2 separate regions of the Homo sapiens genome follow, and region 2 is linked to region 1. Evidence: read pairs that join two places in POLR2A ChIA-PET (ENCODE). Cell type or tissue: B cell. All regions are shown on one strand. Each heading gives the region's core, and the rest is flanking DNA. Links, peaks and the distances in the headings are about the cores only.

Region 1 (10,467 bases), core at 1,390-9,389:
TATACTTAGTATATATTTAAGGCCAAGACAGAATTTAAATGGTGTGTGAATCTGTAGCAGCCTCACAAAATAAACAATCAAAGAGAGCACATTCTTAAGGGCTTTTGTCACAAATAGAAGGCAGCAAGAACCTCTAAAATAGTAAAATAAAAATAAATGAGTGTGGGAGAAAGGCCTGAAAAACAACTTGAGTTGTTATTAAAAGGATGAGGTTGAAGTAGATCAGTGGTTGCCAAACCTGGAGCGCCTGAGGCAGGTGGAGTGGACAGACTGGTGGGAGGCCATATGGGCTCCGTGCTCCGTCTTAAATTAGACTAGGTTGGCTGGGCGCAGTGGCTCACGCCTGTAACCCCAGCACTTTGGGAGGCCGAGATGGGCAGATCACAAGGTCGACAGATCAAGACCATCCTGGCTAACACGGTGAAACCCCGTCTCTACTAAAAATACAAAAAATTAGCCAGGCATGGTGGCACGCACCTGTAGGCCCAGTTACTCTGGAGGCTGAGACAGGAGAATCACTTGAACCTGGGAGGCAGAGGTTCCAGTGAGCCGAGATTGCACCACTGCACTCCAGCCTAGGGACAGAGCAAGACCCAATCTCAAAAAAAAAAAAAAAAAAAAAAAAAAAAAAAAAAAAATTAGACCAGCTCTCCATTTATCTTTGTTTTAAAACGTCTTCTTTAAATTAAAAAAAAAATGTCATGAAATTCAATGTAATGCCCATGACCTAAGAAGCTTGACCTCTGGATAAGAAGAAATGTAGGGTTGAAGTCTAACAGTCTAGGTTTTTTTTTATGTTATTACTAATATGACACTAAATACTGCACATGGAATTTTAAAGCACTATAAAATTGTTGCTTAGACAGTTATGTGGGCTCTGAGCTCAGACGCACTATAAACCCCGATTCAATAATTATCCAAGTGTCTTCATTATTCATATATAGTGAAACGTGCACTTAGGGAACATTTGAGTTGACAATGGTATTCCATTTTAGCAGGTAGTATTTCTTTAAAATTGTTATTGTATATATAAATATACATAACTAAAATAGATATGTTATAGGCAATATGATGCAGGTAAGATTGGAAATGGCAGATCTCTACAGAATTATTATACTTCTTTTGTTTAATTATTTGTTAAAGAAAGGCATGTATCTTGATAATATCCTATACCAGAATCTCTGATGTTTAAGAATTTAGACACTCTGTCCTAGTTCTGTGAATTTAAATATATTTGTGCCTATTTATGATTATCAACAAATATAATCAAGATGAATCATCTTAAGTAAACAAATTCATTTTCTTGACAAAAGAGTATTAACGGTATCCTTAATAAATTTTAATTAACTATTTTTAAGTTTCTTTAGCCAACCTTGACTGGGATTTAGATTTTTCTAAACACATTTTGTTCATGGTTCGTGATGATGATTGTGTTGTAGCTGTTGGTATAGTTGGTTTGGTAAAGAGCTATTTGTGGCTTAATGGCATTTATTTCCACGTAGAGTTTTAGAATAGTTTGTCCTCTGCATTTTGGTCCTAGTTGTTGCTGCCAACTAGTACATTTTGGCAAATTGAGTTCTGCCTCTTTACCTCCCTGGCTGGCTGCTAATCAATCAGAAGATGGTTTTTCATTTCTGACTTGTCATTTCTGTGAGGCTGATTTTCGTAAGTTTAAATGATCAAGATCTAGAATCTCGTTGGTGACCTCATCTTGCCATTTGATAATAAATATGGCTTGTCAAATGAGTTTACTAAGAATGTTTAACTAAGCCACAGCTAACAGACCTAAGTCCAATAATCATATAAAAGGTTAGATACAAATTGGAATGTAAGCACCTATAGTGGTGGGCACAGTCTAGTTCCAAACTATAACTTTGAGTATAAGTAATATTAGCCAGAAAAACAGATTTCATTTATTTATTTTTTGTTGTTGTTGTTGTTTTTCAATAGAAACAAGTTCTCACTATGTTGCCCAGGCTGGTCTTAATCTCCTGAGCTCAAGTGATCCTCCCAACTCAGACTCTGAAAGTGCTGGGGTTACAGGCGTGAGCTACCATGCCTGGCTGAAAAACAGATGATTTTGAAAAGTTTGGATTTATAGGCCGGGCACAGTGGCTTACACCTGTAATCCTAGCACTTTGGGAGGCCAAGGCAGGTGGATCAACTGAGGTCAGGAGTTTGAGATCAGCCTGGCCAACATGGCAAAACCCCATCCCTACTAAAAATACAAAAAAAAATTAGCTGAGCATGGTGGCAGGCACCTATAATCCCAGCTACTTGCAAGCCTGAGGCAGGAAAATTGCTTGAACCCGGTGGGGCACACAGGTTTGGATTTATATACATAAAACTAAAAATAGATTCTTTTTTAAATTGTTGTCTTTTCTGATTTTTTTTTCAGCTTACAATGACAAGATTGTTGCATTTCTACGTCAACCCAATATCTTTGAAATTCTACAGGAGCGTCAACCTGATCTTACCAGGAATCACTCACTCAGGTAACAATAATATTGGTATTTGGTTCAAGTTGCATAAGCACAAACCATTAAATCTTAGTTTTACTGATAGTTGTCTTGGAAATTTATTCTTTCTTTCTGACATCCTTTGCAAAACATCTTGTATGCAAATATTTTGTCATCATCACCAGGTATTGTAGTGCTGGCTTCTCTCTATTAAGTATAAAAGTTGAATAAAATCGGCCGGGCACGGCGACTCACGCCTGTAATCTCAGCACTTGGGGAGGCCGAGGCAGGCAGATCACGAGGTCAAGAGATCAAGACCATCCTGCCCAACATGGTGAAACCCCGTCTCTACTAAAAATACAAAAACTAGCTGAGCATGGTGGTGTGTGCCTGTAGCTACTCGGGAGGCTAAGGCAGGAGAATCGCTTGAACCTGGGAGGTGGAGGTTGCAGTGAGCTGAGATTTGCACCACTGCACTCCAGCCTGGCGACAGAGTGAGACTTTGTCTCAAAAAAAAAATAAATAAAGGTGAATAAAATCAACTAAACAACCCAGAACCCTATTTAAAAAACGAAATATGAAAAAAAAATTTAAGCCAAGCGTTTATCCTAGAAGTGCAGATTATAATGAAATTAATGACATAACTTTTTGAGTGTAACTTGAGTAAGCAAAAGTAGCATACAGTTTATTGAACTGAGATATATAGAGTTCCAGACTTGGTATTCACATTTTTCCATAATAAAAACAGATTAGAACCTAAGTAGGGAATCTGATATTCTCTAAAACTGAGCCTCACCTTGCATGAGCCCTCTCTTCTAAACAACTTTTCAAAACATCATTTCTCAAGCCCAGTTTTACTTTCCTGAATACATGCTGTTCCCCTTCCCTGGCAAGCTTTTCTCTCCTTCTAAGTTTGGGAAGCAAGATTTTTCCACTAAAACCCAGCAGAAGCTTTCCCTCCTTGAAATCTTTCAACTCCACTGTGGACTCTCACTTTCATGATCTAGGCTAGTATTTCTCTATCTAAGTGTGCTAGGCATCAGTGGGAATAGGAAAAGAAGAGTTTCTGCTGAAAATCTTTCTTAACCCCAAGTCCAGTTGTCACCTTTACTGGTAGAAGTATATTTGCCTGGTGGTACCATCCTGGCCCACAGCAGTGATTCCCAAATACTGATCCACTAAGTTGTGCCAAACTGTTTTCATCAGTATCACCTGGGAAGCTTTATATAATACAAAATGCCAGGTCATGCCTCCTCCAATTCCTCTCCCTTCTCAGAATTTATACCCCTGTTCTCCCATGCCCTACCCAGAAATTTAATTCAAGAGGTCTGGGGTAGAGCCTAAGAATTATTTTTTCAAAACCTCTCTGTATAATTCTGATGGCACAGTTGGCTGCAATAACCTTTGGTCTTGACACTATTTTGATCATGAGTCATGAAATGTATCACATTGTCCTTTGTACTGGTTTGACTTTATGACTTTTGTGTTTTGATTTGACTTTTCAAGTCCTTATGCGTTATTTTCCAATTAGATTTTAAGAGCCTTGCAAATAGGGATCTTATCCAACTCATCATTATTTTTCCTCCTTACTGTTCAAATATCTAGAATAGCATTTTGCACATACTGAATGTAAAAATATATATGTATATAGTTGTCGATTTGAAAATAAATTACCAAATATACTCACGATATTCTTGGTCTCATGTCTTTTTTTTTTTTTTTTTTTTTTTTTGGAGGTAGGGGGAGACGGAGTCCCACTCTTGTCGCCCAGGCTGGAGTGCAGTGGTGCGATCTCGGTTCACTGCAACCTCTGCCTTCCGGGTTCAAGCGATTCTCCTGCTTCAGCCTCCCGAGTAGCTGGGATGACAGGTGCCCACCGCAACACCCAGCTAATTTTTGTATTTTTAGTAGAGACGGGATTTCACCATGTTAGTCAGGCTGGTATTGAATGCCTGACCTCAGGTGATCCTCCCGCCTCGGCCTCCCGAAGTGCTGGGATTACAGGCATGAGTCACTGTGCCTGACCTTGGTCTCATGTCTTTAAAGTTGTCATTACCTTCTAAAGTTTGTAAAGGCTAAAGCTACAAAAAATTTCAAGTATTATACTATAAACACTGTGTATATAAAAATCCCAGTTTCACCTGGTTTCACATGGTTAATAACATTTGACTCAACTCTTAGTGCCTTCCCCAACATAAGCATGCTGTTCTTAACCACGGAAAAATTATAATAATTATGCAAGTGAAGATTTTGCATGTTTGTTTATTATGGCATCCACTCAGTAATCCACGTTCCCCTAGAGAATCTTGTGTAAGAAGTTTTAGTTCTAAAAAATTGCAGAAACAAGCCCCTCAGTGATCTAATTAGAAATGTTAGCAATCCTAGACCTCAAAGCAAAACAAACAAAATTCTTCCTCTTTTGCTAATCACAAAATAAAGGGAACTCTATTTTCTCTCTCTTCTACCACTTCCAACCAACACATGCCACTAGTTAATATCTGTTCCTCTAAGTGTACCCCATCCCCCACAAAACAGGAAACTCAAGAAGTTTTTCACTTTTTCTCTGCGTTCCACATTAGTGTGTAATACGAATTAACATATCTTTAAATCTCCACCATCAGAGAGATTAGGTGATCTAATCTACCTGGACAGGGCATTTGTCATTAGTCTTTAATGACTTGACAGAATCTTAACAGATCCTAACAGAGGGAAAAGCTGCAGGCCCAAGTTGGTAGCTTCAAGTTTTGTTTTGTTTTCTTTCTGCTTTTTAGAGTCTGAAAAGTCTCTAATCTCCTAAAGATGTTGAAGATTTTTTTTTAGTGGCATCTAGAGTCCTCAGTTAAGCATAATCTTTCTTCTAACATAGGATTCACATGGTAATCTATTTTTATGCAATTATTTGATAGGCTATGAAATATATTTCCATCTTTACAGAATGTGACCATGGGAAGCAGATGCTGTCATGATAAGTAAAAGTAAATCAATGAGATAATACCACTCCTCCTATCCAGAGTGTGTGTCACACTGCACTTTCATTTTCTGTCAAGTTTTTGGGAGTTAAATATTTTGCTTATCATAACATCGTAAAGGGGAAGTTTGTATATCTAAGAGAACATTCTGTTTTATATAGTTGTGAGGAGCATTCCCACAAACACAGGGGTGGGAAATAGGCTGAACTTCTTTAATTTCCTATTTCAATGATATTTTTGATAACAGATTTATACATGGAATGGAGCCACTCAGTAATCTATGTGTCAAAGTTCACTGTGGACCTTATATTCATACCTGGAGCAAGGACTCCCAGTACCAACATAGCTTGGCATATGTCCTTTCTCATCTGTGGCACACCACTTAAGATAAATATTCCTTCTTATTTTTCCCATAATATAATGATAAAAGTGGTAGCCCTTGAGAGATTGAAGTAGGTATACCTCTTTACTTTGTGTTTTCTTGGTTTGCTTGTGATTCATCCTAAGCCAGAGGATAGCAGGCAATTCATTTAGTTTGCATCTATGTATAGTTTTCTCTTCCCTGAGACTTCACTGGTGTGTCTTCCTGTCTATGTGGCTATGGTTTTCCATGCATTGTGATATGGCTTTTACTTTCAACTGCTGTATTTAAATCACTGCTCCCTATAAATTCATTTATCACGCAAATGTGAATGGTACTAAGTTGCTGTCCTTTTTTTTTTTAAACAAACCTCAGGAGATGTTTATTTCCCCTGTTAGAAAAATCAGCTTCCAAACGTCAGTACCACATCTGTAAAATGGGTAGTGTCCCCATGGCATTATTATATGCTACTACTGGTTCTCACTGAAAGAAGATGTTTGTATGCTATGACACTAAAATAAAAGCTGAAAAAAAGTTCTAACATTTTATACGAATACAAATATATTCATTAGAAAACAACCTTTAACAGTATTTTATAGGTGAATGTAATGCACATTTAAAAATTCAATAAAATTTTTAGTATTGGTGTTTGTATAGCACTATGTAATGAGAAAGGCCATGAACCTGAGTTAAGAGTTGAGAATTTCCCCTCTAATATGATTATTAAGTCCAGCCAGTAAATCTGTTCCCTACTAGTCCAGCTCTCCCCAGGCACCAGTGATTATTTTTGGCAGCAGGCTGTTTCCTCCTTGAGTGCTTCCTATATAACTCCCCTCACCATGAGGACATGATCTGTGATAATTTTTTCATTCTGGGTAGATTAGATCATTCCATATTTTATGTTATCAGGAAATCAGTAACTTGGGAGTCAAGAAATTCTGAACCACAAAAGGCAAATGGATATGTGTCTCAGGATTCACCAGACTAGAGGCAAATGCAGACTTGAACCTTCTATTTCCTTTCATTATCCTATTTGAAGAGCCCTGGGGTTTTGTTAGAGTTTAATTTTACTCTTAATTTTTTTATTTTAAAAATAATGGCCCATTTTGAAGTTTATCAAACAATACAGAATTTTAGTTAATAAAAAGTTAAAGTTTCAAAAGCTATCTTTCTTAAGATAAACCCTAGTGTTCAAAATTGCTAACCTATTTCTTTTCTAGCTTTGTGGCAAATGAATTTTTCTGCATATAATATTAGACTGGAAATGTTAGTCTTGGTTAACAACTGAAGTACTTGGTGAAAATAGCATGAATTTACTTCTGATGATCCATATGCATTTTCCTGTTAAGACCTGCCTAGCTCTCTCCCTTAGTCCTCTCCTGATTTGTTTACTTATCACTCAGATGTCTGGACCAACATGGCAAACTTCTGATCTTTGCTGTACCAAACTTAAATAATAGCAAATCTGGACTGAGACTATTATTTTCCTACAGACAGTTTACATAGGGATAATTATTGAATTTTTAAAGACACCTTTTTTTTTTTCTTTTGAGGCAGGGGGTCTCACTCTGTTGCCCAGGCTGCAGTGTAGTGTCGCGATCACAGCTGACTGCAGCATCAACCTCCTGGGCTCAAGCCATCCTCCTGCCTCAGCCTTCCAAGTAGCTGGGACTACAGGAGCACACCACCTTGCCCCGCTAATTGTTTTGTGTTTTTTTTTTTTTTTTTTTAATAGAGATGGAGTCTTGCTATGTTGTACAGGTTCATTTTGAATACCTGGGCTTAAGAGATCCTCCTGCTTCAGCCTCCCAAAGTGCTGGGATAACAGGCATGAGCCACTGTGCCTGGACACCTGATTAAAATAATTTATTGACACCACATAGTAATGGTCATTGGGAAGTCCTAATAGTAGACTCTGTCTCACTGGGAGAGCAGCAGTAATGGCTCTTAGAAGGTAGTTGAGTATAGCTCTTAAGATTTTGTTCAGGTTTGGAGCCAGAAAGGCCTAGGTTTGAATTCTGGCTCTGCAATTTACCCACCAGGTGACTTCGAATGAGACATTAAACAACCTCCAAGTTGTCATCCTCGTCTGTAAAATGGGGATCGGAATTTCTAACTTCCAGCATCTTTTTGAAGATTAAATGAAATAATATATGTATAAACCATTTGATACTGTGTAAGCATAGTAAGCATATAGTAAATTTAAATCAATATTATATTAGTAGTGTGCCCTTCACTTCTTTGTTCTATCAGAAGGACTCAGTTTAAAGTAATTTGCCCCTAAACTTACTCTAATTCTAAAAACCACTATTCCTGAAATTAATCATGCATATAAATGGACCAGTGTGATTCTGTGGATATAATTTAAATGCAACTAGGATCTAGGATCTCTTTTCCTTTTGGGGGTGGGGAGCGGACAGAGTCTCACTCTGTCACCCAGGCTGGAGTGCAGTGGGCACAATCTCGGCTCACTGCAACCTCTGCCTCCCGGGTTCAAGCAATTCTTGTACCTCAGCCTCCTGAGTAGCCAGAACTACAGCAATGCACTACCATGCCCGGCTAATTTTTGTATTTTCAGTAGAGATGGGGTTTCACCATGTTGGCCAGGCCAGTCTTGAACTCCTGGCCTCAAGTGATCTGCCTTCCTGGGCCTCCCAAAGTGTTGGGATTATAGGCGTGAGCCACCCTGCCTGGCCATCTTTAATTCAACTATTAATTTGTTTATAGGAGGGCTTTTTAGTGGTGCTGTCACATTGTTTCCTACAGGGAGCGTTACTCTAAAATATTTTACATTTACACAATAAAACCAGCCTTGACTGCTCCATGCCTAGACTGAGGACTGAGCCTTCTGGCTCAAGGTTTAGCTGGAAATTACTGAGGGCCAAAATATCATGGCAATATCATTAAGATAACGTTTTAGAAGCCATCCAAAGGTATATTAAAATACCTTTCCAAGGAACTAATTATCTTGTAGGCCTATTAAGAGATTAGAGACTTTCTTCTTCAGGGCAGTAAGGAACACAGATTCTTAGAACCTGTCATCTATTCTATGACTTCTGCAAAAGGAATAAGTGCTAGTCATGTTTTATTTGAATGGATGTACTAATTTATAGATCTGCATATGCTTTTGAATTGTATATCACGTATATATCTAATTTTCACATTTTTGATGCATGGAATCTCTTTTAACTATTAATGTCAACTTGAAGACAACTGGACAGTCAATCACCTAAAATTTAAAAGGCCCAAAACAGGAACTCCAATAGCCAAAATTAGTTTAGGTTCTTTTCATAGTATCACTCTCAGATATTTGTTAAATTATTTTCTGATAAACATTGTTCTCTGATGTAACTTTGAAAGATTCCCCAAATTATACATGCATTCATCCACTGGATATTTCTCCAAAGTATTGTGTTTTTTTGCTAATAAGTGGTTCAATCATGATTTTCAAGATGGTTTTCTTACATGAGGAATAATAATATTTTAGGTACATCTGTTTTACTGTTGATTTTTCCTACATTCTGTTATATTTATGAAGAAAACAGTTCAGTAAAATGTCATTTTCCTTTAGTAACTCATTAGACTTGGACTGTCTGTGGACCAAAGCAAAATATCAGTGCTGAAACCAGTCTCAGTGCCTTCCCCAACCCCAAAAGAATAATAAATCCACTTCTGAATCACAGAGAACAATGAGTTATTTATGATAGCACAAAGTAGTTTTTAATAAAATCTGCTTTTTACTTATATTTAAATAAATTGCCCAGTTACTGAATCAGAAGCATTTCTTACAAAGCAAACAAAATAAGCATCCCTTCTATGTTAATAACATGTTAATAGTATGTTGGCAAGTTGATTTAGAACAACTTGCCAACAATACAAACAGAAAAAGGAGTGGGTCAAAGAAATCTAGTTTGGCTTTATTTTCAATAGATCATACTGTCTGTTGAAAAAGGAATAAATAATTATGGAGCCTATCTAATAATATACTCAATAGTTTGAAATTATTGAGTGCTTCCTATATAATAGGCTCCAGGCTAAGTATTTCATTTGCATTCTATAATTATGTTTATATTAACATGAGGAAACAGAGTTAAGTAACTAAGTTCTTAGCATGCAGATAACTTATATCTATTTATGACAAACTTTGTCCCTACACATGTGGCTGATTAATTTCATATCTCTGGGTCCATAAGAATCGTATGACCATAATGGACTTAAATTCCCATAACCTTTTAACTGCTCGGCTGTATCTGTCAAGTCAGACAGTGCCCTGTGACTGTAATAATGAGTATGAATGATCAGTGCTCGTCTTCCTTTCTTGACATTATACCATTAGGCAAGTCAAAGCATTTCTCTAGAACTGCCTGAGGGCAGTTTTTGAAAACGTTTATTTGTGAATGTGCCACTGAACTGTATCTAGAGGAACCAGGATGTGCAGAGTCGGCAATCCAGAGTTTTGTGGTTTTGAGCATTGCTGCTTCTGGTTGTCTCCGAACACATGCCCTTCTTTAACTTCACCAGAATATTGGGTGGTTTCATGAGAATGTTTTCTGTGGGAATTCAGTCTTGAGACTTTGTTCATTGTCCTCAAATGATCTAGTAGAGTTGATCTTCTGGGGTGATTCCGTGCAGAGGAGGAAGTGGTTACACATACTGTGAGAGTCTGAGAGACAGCAGT
Region 2 (10,467 bases), core at 1,443-9,442, 170 kb after region 1:
CCCTGTAAAGAGGTGCCTTCCGCCATGATTGTAAATTTCCTGAGGCCTCCCCAGCCATGCGGAACTGTGAGTCAATTAAACCTTTTTTCCTTATAAATTACCCAGTCTTGGGCAGTTCTTTATAGCAGCGTGAGAACGGACTAATAGGATCTGTACTTCTCCAATTTTTGTCTCCTGACCCATACCCTGAAAGCCTATGCCCTAAATCTACCTCACACAGGGTTCTAAGAGCTGAATCCTAGGATCCTCTCTTAGGCTTGTTACACTTCCACTTTGGTAAATGAGTATTTGTTGAGATGAATATTGGACAAAGTTTTTTTTTATTTCCTCAGCAGGAGGGTTGATCCATATTAAGCTCTGATATTGAGCTCCCTTATTTACTGGTGGTGTGATCTTTGGGCAAGGCACCTATCTTTGTGCCTCAGTTTTCTCATCTGTGAAATATGGATAATATTAATAACTATCATATGTTTAGTGTGAGCATTAAATCTGACCATGGATGAAAAGTGTTAGCACAGTACCTGTCACATAGTAAAATTAATGAATTATTAAAGTAATGTTAGCTGTTATGATTATTATAAGAAAATATAATACTTTGAGTTTGTTACCTTAAGGCCCAGTTTGGTCAGATACTCAGAGAAGACTAAATCATCAGGACTAAAAAAATAAAATCAGGCCTAGATAATATAACCACCAACTGTTTGCAGTTTAGTCTTAATTAACCTCTAGCTTTCTGTTCAATTGCCTCGCCTTAATTGGGTAAGTTTAGCTCATCCAGACGCAGGTATAACATATCTATTGAATTTATTTTTAATCTGCAAGCTTTCTAGACCAGTTTGTTGTTTTTACATTTTAAAAGTATAATGCTAACTATAGAAATTTAGAAATTGGCTGGGCCCGGTGGCTCACGCCTGATAATCCCAGCATTTTGGAAGGCCGAGGCGGGTGGATTGCCTGAGCTCAGGAGTTCGCGACCAGCCTGGGCAACACGGTGAAACCCCGTCTCTACTAAAAATACAAAAAATTAGCCGGGGGTGGCAGCGTGCCACCTGTAGTCCCAGCTACTCGGGAGGCTGAGGCAAAAGAATTGCCTGAACCCGGGAGGCGGAGGTTGCAGTGAGCTGAGATGGCGCCACTGCACTCCAGCCTGGAGGAAAGACCGAGACTCTGTCAAAAAAAAAAAAAAAAAGAAATTTCGAAATTGTAGAAATTTATGTATAAAGCGAAAAAAGTCACTCATAATCTCCTATTTTAATAATGGTGAAAATGGAATGAATCAGAATTCTTGTTTTATGGCACATAATAATCACTGGTCCATGTATGGCCACTCTTCATTCTGTTTATTCATCATGAAATGACATAATGATTAATAAAGACCCTCTGCCCTGCCCAAAAGTTAAATGTTTATGTCTCCTGTACTTGTTTTCCCTGGTGCCTCCTGACCTGTGCCTTCTTGCCAGAGGTGACTGTTATCCCAAATTTTGTGCTTTTCATTCCTTTCTTTTAGTTTCATCATGCACACATGGACACTTGCAAACACACATGTACGTGTATATGTGCCTAAATAATATATTTAGCTTAGCTTTTTTCCGAGCTATCAACAGGCAGTTTTGATATGTTATTGAGATACTAAAATTCAACCCTGTTGTTTTATGTGGCTGAAGTAAGATCAAATGCCAAATGCAATTTTGCATTCTGCCATCTACATGTCCCTGCACTTGTCATATTTAAGAATTTTCTCATTTTATTGTAACTGTTGCAGACAATAACATCTCATTCAGTGGTTATATCATAATTTGCTTAACCATCTTGCCATTACTGGCCGTTTAGATTATTTCTTATCTTGGCTAGTATAATTACCATATGGACAAACATTATTTAACATAAATATATTTTCTGAATTTTGTCTTATTTCCTGAAAGTGACTTCCATAATCAGAACTATTGGGTCAGATACCCAAACATTGTAGGACTCTTGTGTATTCTGCCGAATTGGTTTCCAAAGGCCTGAGACTAATTAAAACTCGACCCGCAATGATTCAGCATGCCATAGAAATGTCAATTTAAAATCTAGAGATTCAGAGGAAATCATGTGTTCAGAACTGCTTGGCAAGAATAAATCAGCCGGGGAAACTAAATGCAAAGAGGAAGTACATTCGTAATTATCAGTGAACTATTTTAACCAACTCCTTAAAGTTATAACAAGAACAGTTTTAGAGTCAAGTTCTGAAAAGAAGAAAATCTGGATCATTGCTCTTTTCCTGGTACCATATCAAATATTTATCTGGAGTCATCCAGATAAATTACCAATATTTTCTTTCTAGACATTTCATATGTTTAAATGTAGCTGTAATTGAAACAATGTACTGCTATGATGAAAATTGTTTTGCTTTAGGAACTTTTGTGTTTTATGCTTTGTATTTTACCATAAATTAGCCTTTTATTTCCCTTTGTGTGTTTCAGGATTTTGTGTTCCTGAAGGCATTCCTTGGTTTACTTTGTATCACATAGTCTAGTTCTAACAGGACTCAGATGAGGGGAATTTTTTAAAACAAATCTTTATTTACTCAGTATAGAAATTCCTACTGTTCAGTAGATTATTTAAAACCATCTCAATTTCCCTTACAGTGCCAACCAACATAATGATACCAGCATTTTCAGGCATAATTATCTCTCCTAGAGGGAATCAGTAAATTTAACATGAAGTTTATTACTATCCCTATCTTTATGAAATGATTGATGAAAACATTTGGCTCTATTATACCTAAAACCAATAGCAGTAAAATGGATAAACAGTGATTGGGAAAGCCCACTAGCCAAAACAGAGTCTAGGCTTCTAAGTCTGGAATGGTTATAGCACAATATTCCATACATACTTTTGAAAGAAGAGGTTAGTGTAGAGAATAGTCAACATAGTTATACAAACATATAAAAACCATTAAAAATGTTGGTCTCCAACTAGGGAAAGCCAAAGGATTTTGATTCTAAGTCAACTACTTGAAATCTCACATTTTCCCTCTAGTTGATGAGTTTTATGCCACAATTTATAAAGTTTATATTTTTCTGTTGGTTTCTTTCCCACATACACATTACTTTTCATTTTGTTTTTGTCAGCCCTTCATTTAGGTTTGAATGCTGCTTATTTTGTTTAATTTTACACCTAAAAGAATTTTTTGGATAAAATCTCCCTGCAGTTTATATCATGTATCAGACATGTATTTCCTAAATTTTTATTACTTTCTTAAAAATATAATTAGAGAGCCACCCCTTTGGGAAAGGTTAAGCAGTGGCAAGGGGTGGCTCTCTAATTGCTCTTTTCCTGGTACCATATCAAATATGTATTTGGAGTCGTCCAGATAAATTACCAATATTTTCTTTCTAGACATTTCATCCATTTAAATATAGCCATAATTAAAACAACATACTGCTGTGAAGAAAATTGTTTTGCTTTAGGAATTTGTGGATTAGCAATGGTTTTCCTCTCTGTGCCTAGATTTCTTTATCTATAAAATGGGAATTAAAAACAGTACCACTTCCTATAGCTAAGGTTAAAAGAATTATGTAAAGTATGACAGGCACAAAGAAAATGTTATGTGAAAGTTAGTACTTTTACTTTTATGTATCTATGCCTCCTGAAATCTCCAATAGACTGTAAATATCAGCCCACATGGTTGAGAATCAAACAATAATACAATAATATCACTGGAGGCACAAATATTGACCCTGAATTTGGTAAACATTTATTTAGGGCTTACCCTATGCAAATAAAAATATAAACTAAATGAATGTGTTTCATTAGTCAGAAGATCCTAAGCAAAAAGAGTGAGAATTATAGACACTTGAACTCCTTGCCTAAAAGACAGCCCTCGTCTACCTTGGAAGATTGTTCTGTCTGGTAAGGTTGACCGCTCACAAGGAACCTTGAAGAGGGTGTATAACAGACATTGCTATTTGCTAACTGTGCCATCCTTCTCCCCTCTTCTTACTCACTAACACAAGCCATGAACTAGGCCACCACAACCTTCAAAAGAGGCCAGCCCTTCAGTTGTCCCAGGAGGTGGATCTTGATTCTATGCCTCTCTCAGCGACTGGTTTAGAAATGGCTGAATGACTCCATTCTTGCTAATGCTGTGAGAAGCAAAGCCTACCGGGAGACTTCTTGGGAAATATTCCTGGTACTTTGAAAATGACACAGGAAAGACGAGGTTTTCTCTTCCAACTTTTAGACGTTAACGTGTAAAGATATAGTGCTTAGAACTGCAGTAACCACTTTTGACCATGAGTGTAACTGCAGCAACCACATTTGACCATGAGTGGGTCAACCCAAAAAGATAAACCTTTGTGCTGAAAAAAAACAAAGCAAGGATTTGGGGAAAAAAAACCCTGGATCTTTGATGATGTCATTGAGCTGTTGAATGAACCAACTTGTAACATCCTGACTCTGTTACTCTGTTTTTAATATGTGAGACAATAGATCCCTTAACTGCAGAAACTATTTTGAGTTCAGGCTTCTGTTACTTGCAGCAGAAACATACAAACTAACAAAGGGAATTAGGGATCATGTCTCAGCTGGTTAGTCAGGTATATTAATTTCCTGTTGCAGGTGTAACAAATTACCACAAACTTAGTGGCCTAAAACAATGCAGATGTATTCCTTGACAGTTCAGGGGTCAGAAGTTTATAGTCAATCTGTAGGCAGGGCTGTGTTCCTTCTGGATGCTTAGGGGGGAATCTGTTTCCTTGCCTTTTTCAGATTCTAGAGACTGCCTATATTCCTTAGCTTGTGGCCCCTTCCTCACATCACTCCAGTCTGTGGCTTCCATCATCACATCTCCTAGTATTGACTTTCCTCCTTTTTATAAGGATCTTGGGCTCTCCTGGATAATTCAGGATAATCTCTCGATCTCACGATCCCTAATGTAATAACATGTGCTAAGTCCCTTTTATCATTGAACTAAATTAACATTTTCATAGGTTCCAAGGATTAGGACATTGACATCTTTGGGGACAGTGGTCATTCATTATTCAGTCTATCACACCAGGTGAACTAAACCAACCCTAGAGACAAATTCTGGATGAGAGCTGCAGTCACAGCCAGCTCACCCATGTAGTTAGCGGGAGTACATGGGGCTTCGGAAAAAGGCTTTTCTTCCTAATAAAAGAAAGCTTGATATGACTGAGCTGCTAAATCAATCCACCCTGCAACCCTAATTTTGGACTTCTTGTATAGAGAGATGATAAATTCCTTATTGTTTAAACTCCATTTGATATAGTGAAAATTGCACCAAAAATCATCCTAACTGGTCTTCAGGGGTAGGAACCTGAATTTACTTTCGATTTCTGGAAGAGTATTATAAGCCACAAACTATCAACTCCTATATACGTTGAAAAAATAAGCATTAATGGTAAACTGTAGGTATTGAGGAAATTGTGTTCATGCAAAGGGAATGAACATGATGAAGAGGGCTTGGTAAACTGTAATTATGATCTCCTCTATATTACTTTACTACTAGCCAGCCATGCCAGAGTGTCTGCCATCATCTTTCTCTTTGCAAGTGAGTATCTTTGTTCCTAGTTGGTATCCCTAATTTAGCCCCAAGTGATCAATCCTTCTTGCCTCCTCATCTCTATAACAACACTTGATAATTAAATTGTGTCTTTTCTATGTGCCAGGCACTGCTTTAAGAGCTTTGCCTGGGTTAAATTAATCATCAGGATGAGACTTTGAAATTGTTACTACTGATATTCCCATTTTACAGGTGAGCAAATTCAACTGCAATTTCCTCAATAACCCCAGTTTACCATGAATGCTTATTTTCTCAGCTTGTATAGGAGTTGACAGTCTGTGGCTCATAACAGTCTTCCAGAAGTTGAAATAAATTCAGGTTCCTACCCGTGAGGACCAGTTAGGATGCTTTTTGGTGAAATTTTCACTATATCCAATGGGGTTTAAACAATAAAGAATTTATTATCTCTCCAAACAAGAAGTCCAAAATTAGGGTTGCAGGGTGGATTGATTTAGCAGCTCAGTCATACCAAGATTTCTTTTACTAGGAAGAAAATACTTTTTCCAAACCCCTAAGCAGTGTTTCTTTTTTTGGCATGATCCCTACGCCATTCACAGGCAAAGGGGAATGGATGATCCATGACTCCTCTCTGAGACTGAGCCTAACTACCATGAGCATATTGTTGCCTGATCCCTGAACAAAGCCTGGGGTCTATTAGCAAAAGGAAAAGTGAGGGAACCAAAGGAGCCTTACTCTCCAGGACATCTGCACGCCACCAGAGTGCAGAATGTAAGCTGTCTTGCATGCGTATGAAAAACATAACTCTAACACTGACCCCAAGGTCTCTCCTGCTGTGCATAACTAATAGGCCCTGTGACTGCTTACTGCTGTGATGCAGAACAGACTTCACAGGTGCTCCTCGGCTGGGACTGGTGTGGCAGCGTGGGAGGCAGGGGCATACTGTCACTATGACTGAGCAGAGTATTATTGGAAATGGTGTTTGACTCCCTTCTTATTGGTGCAACTCAAAAGGGCAATGTAGTAAACAGTTCCAGACAAATTTGAAGACAAGATGTTTTTCATAAGGAAGGAAAAAATTCTCACAACAAGCCAAATGTGCATCTTTTCAGATAGGAGCCCTTCATATTCACTGGAATTTCTTAAAAAGTAACTTTCCACATATTTCCCCCAAAATAACCTATTTCACTAAGAGTAAAGCACGTGGCACCTAATTTATCTTCCCTGAACAGAGTAGAGCTGAGTCACTGACACAGAACTGAAACCTTCGCACCCAAGCAGGCTCAAGGGACTGAGCCAGAACTGATTCTCAGATAGCTCAACCCTCCCTCCCTCTCCCACAATAAAGGTTCATATCAAAATCACACTCTGAACATCTGACTCATATCTTGTGATTATTGAACATACTCCTCCTGTACCAATGTTCCTGTGGACATTTGACCATTTCCATGTTCATTTCTTAGGGAAAACAGGATTGTTTAGCTGGAGGTTGAATCAAATAGATATACATATTGAAACCAAGTGTCCTCTCTTGCTGTCTGAACATCCAAACAAAGCTAGGAGCAGCCCCCTTACCATTAATCAAGGACCAGATAAACAGCTATCTGCTGAAGAGGACTTCTGCAGCAATGGCTTAGCCCTCACCTCTGGCACAAGGAAGGATGGATGGGTGGGCTGCAATTAGTTGGCATGTTCAAAATAAGAGACAAGTGGCAGGGAACACCTCTTGGTTTGACTTCAGCTTGCATCACTGTGGCTCTTGACTGCCATTTCTACTTTTCCTGTGTAGATCGAAAGCTCTAATCCTTACCCCTAGTAAGTGCAATAGTGCCCTTTGTACAGTTGGAGACCTCCACCTCCTAGTTTGAGCCAGAATGTGTTCTGTGCGTAAATACATTACATGGAGTCCAAGAGATTTCTTTCTTTCTTAATTTACACATAATAATTGTACATATTCATGGGGTATGTAAGGATGTTTTGATACATATAATGTATGATGATTAGATCAGGGTAATTAGCATATCCATTATCTCAAACATTTATCATTTCTTTGTGTTGGGAACATTCAATATCCTTCCTTCTAGCTATTTGAAACTACATATTGTTAACTGTAGTAGTCCTACAGTGGTATAGAACACTAGAAACGTATTCCTCCTCCCTTGCTCTGATTCTGTAACCCTTAACAAATCTCTCCCTAAAGGTTTCTGTTAACTCCTAATAAATGATCGCGTGGGTTGGCAGAGTCAAGAATGAGGTTAAATGGAGAATTCTTGGCCTGAGGACTATGAATTCCTTTTTTTTTTTTTTTTTTTTTTTTGGCCCATTTGGTTCCACGTGTGCCTCCAGATCTCTGGTGCTGTGGAGCAGTGACTGTGCTGTGTGCTGCACACCTCACTCTCTTGCCGCTTTCCCTGGTCTCCATCAGGACTTTACCAAAACACTCAAGTGCTGTGGCATCTGAGAATGTCCCTCTATGCACTGTCTGTCCATATAGTGAGATAAGGGAGGTGCTGGAAACAATTGTTCTCTTCCTCTATGATTCCTGCAAGTATTGTTTTGCAATTGTGCTGCCCGCCTTGAAAATCACATGGTGCCCCACTGGCAGCTTTATGATCATTTCTCTAAATGAAAGTGAGAGGTTATCGAATTTGTCTAGTTTAGTGTGAGTCACTTATATGCCTGGGAAATGAAGTCCTATCCTGTGTTATTGATACTGGAAGCTGCACAAAAGGAATGAGTCTCTGGAGTTTGGAACTCACCTCATGAATCTCACACCAACCAGTGCTGTCCTGGCTTTTCATTGGGATGGAATGAGAATCAAGTCCCCATGGTGGAGGTTATCGTGAAAACCCCAGATTTTAATAGAGAGGTAATTTGAGTACATAACATATTGAACTTGAATATTATGCACTTGAAGGAAAAATATTTCCTTTGTAGTGGGCAGCCTCTATTATGTTTTGGAGGAATTTTCCAGTAAATCATCTAACAGCTGCTTTACTGTATAGGCCTTGAAATTTTATCTGTTCATTGGTTACAGACACTTTTGCTTTTGGAAACTTCACATGCTTCTCTTTACCAGTAATATTTTGTTCCCAAAATATCGGCTCCTGGGGAGGATTTAATAAAGGCTGACCCAACAAGACATGTTTTTGAGCAAACCTTTTGGATGTCTTTGGCTAGGAACCATGTCCTATGTAAGTGTATTCTATGTAAGATTATTACTAAAAATCCAAAAAGCAACCTACAGATTTTGTGACAAAAAGAAAATGTTAACCATCTCTGAACATAAAGGCATTTTGCATCTGTGAATGTAGAAACAGTGATTATAGTGGGTGCTAGTAGAGGTATAGAATGTATGTGTGTGTTTTGGAGGAGTGGCAAGGAAGAAACAATGGGACAAGCATTGGCAAAAATATGGCTGGTGGAGATTCTTTCCTTCAGACTGCAGATTGAAGACACCCTTCACAGACAGGAGCCACTGAATAAACACCTCTGAAGAAGATAGAAAGAGAATAGCTTGCTAATGCCGTGCTAACTGAAGTGAGCCTGCAATTCTCAAAATATGATCCATTTGAGGGTTACCTGGAAGATGCTTATTCCAGAATAGAGGCATGATGTGTTGATTTTTGGAAGGGGCTCCTGGCCAACAGCAATTGAAAAACTGAAAAAAATGGAGGCTGAAAACTCACCAACCATGACTTCAGTTCATGGGGCACAGTCATTATCTATGCCCTTTAAGAAAGAAAGATTCCACATGGACAGTGTGTGAAGACAGTGGAGAGGGTGAAGGAAGAGCAGAAAGGTTTGCTCTAAGAGGCCCATCTGACACTGGTCACAGGTCAGTATAAGGCAGAAGAGAGGAGGGCAGGAGGCTTAGCTTGGAGTTGGTAAATGAAAGAGTTTTCAAGGAGATTTTCCAGTCATAAATTAGAGAGAACAAGAGCAGAAGAGGGGGCTATTTATGGAAATATTTGCAATAGGTGAATAGTTTGCAAATTATTGGGGAACCTGCATTTCTTTTTGTCTCATCTATTTATTTTAAGTCAGAATAATCCCTTATTTTAAAAATTATATGTATTGGCATATTAAAAGATTAATAAGTAAAATAGTTCTTTCCCTCTTAGGTTCTGTAGCACTCAAACCAATGGAGACAAAAATATCAGTTTGATTACTGAGAACAATTATATTGCAGGGTATGACTATGTAAGTGGTCAAATAGACATGCTAATACTCCACTTCCTCAATCTTTGCCTTGATTCAGCCCAATCAAGGTAAGTTTGGGGTACTTTTACCCATGATTCTTGTGTCACATTAATTTGGGACATGGAGAGAAGAAAAGAGAAATTCCTAGTAATTACAGGTTTAAAAAGTTTTAAATAGATAAGCTCTAGTCAAATGAAACCAATAGATCTTACATAGCAATTATTAGAGGGTAGAACAACAGGACAAAAGAGTTACCTCTCTGAGCGAAGCTCATCTACTTTTAAAAACCTGTAACTTTCATATGACAGCATGTGTAGAAAATTATAATAATCATACACGATAGTAGAAATAAAAAGCTCATCTACTTTTATAAACCTGTAACTGTCACATGACAGCACATGTAGAAAAGTATAATAATCATACACGATAGTAGAAAAAAATGGATGAGTCAGCTTGAAGTTAGAGAAGTTAGCTTAGGGGCTCTGGCTTTCAGAAGCCCTTCACGGACTTGGTTCACTTGTAACCAAAGGTTGTGGTACACTATGTACATAGATACGGGATCTGGGCAAGCTGATTGGCAAGGTCAGCCCTAAAGGATCTGCCACCTGTTTTCTTATTGTACTTTTTGTGATGATCACGTAATTTTTCTTTTTTAATTTGTTAACCAGTGAAGTGTCTTTCCAATAATTCCTTGATTCTCTGACAGCAACTGGGTGTCCTATAATGTAGTTCAGTTCTGA

The links. Peaks named below come from ENCODE experiments on the same cell type or tissue, not always from the same donor. Only the 100,000 strongest peaks of a DNase experiment are listed, where the experiment ranks them.
Region 2: POLR2A ChIA-PET joins it to region 1 with 12 read pairs; 8 of 35 experiments call an interaction of 5 or more read pairs at or near these places.

Annotation. Positions count from the first base shown.
Region 1 is chr2:196,263,221-196,273,687 of GRCh38, reverse strand. HECW2 (HECT, C2 and WW domain containing E3 ubiquitin protein ligase 2) reads left to right here. Exons shown (of 29, transcript NM_001348768.2): 17 at 2,399-2,495. HECW2-AS1 (HECW2 antisense RNA 1) reads right to left here. Exons shown (of 3, transcript NR_110226.1): 3 at 9,484-10,467. Among named protein-coding and RNA genes, the nearest start is that of HECW2-AS1, 8.4 kb to the right of the region's middle. RefSeq lists an enhancer at 10,354-10,467. In B cell, for the core only: no CTCF peak of the experiment used is centred there; DNase peaks (open chromatin) are centred at 4,957 and 5,467; H3K4me3 peaks cover 1,725 bases; H3K27ac peaks cover 6,310 bases.
Region 2 is chr2:196,097,766-196,108,232 of GRCh38, reverse strand. No RefSeq gene overlaps it. Among named protein-coding and RNA genes, the nearest start is that of DNAH7, 34 kb to the right of the region's middle. RefSeq lists enhancers at 6,641-6,740, 7,011-7,160, 7,181-7,270. In B cell, for the core only: no CTCF peak of the experiment used is centred there; DNase peaks (open chromatin) are centred at 2,102, 6,412 and 6,782; H3K4me3 peaks cover 770 bases; H3K27ac peaks cover 2,058 bases.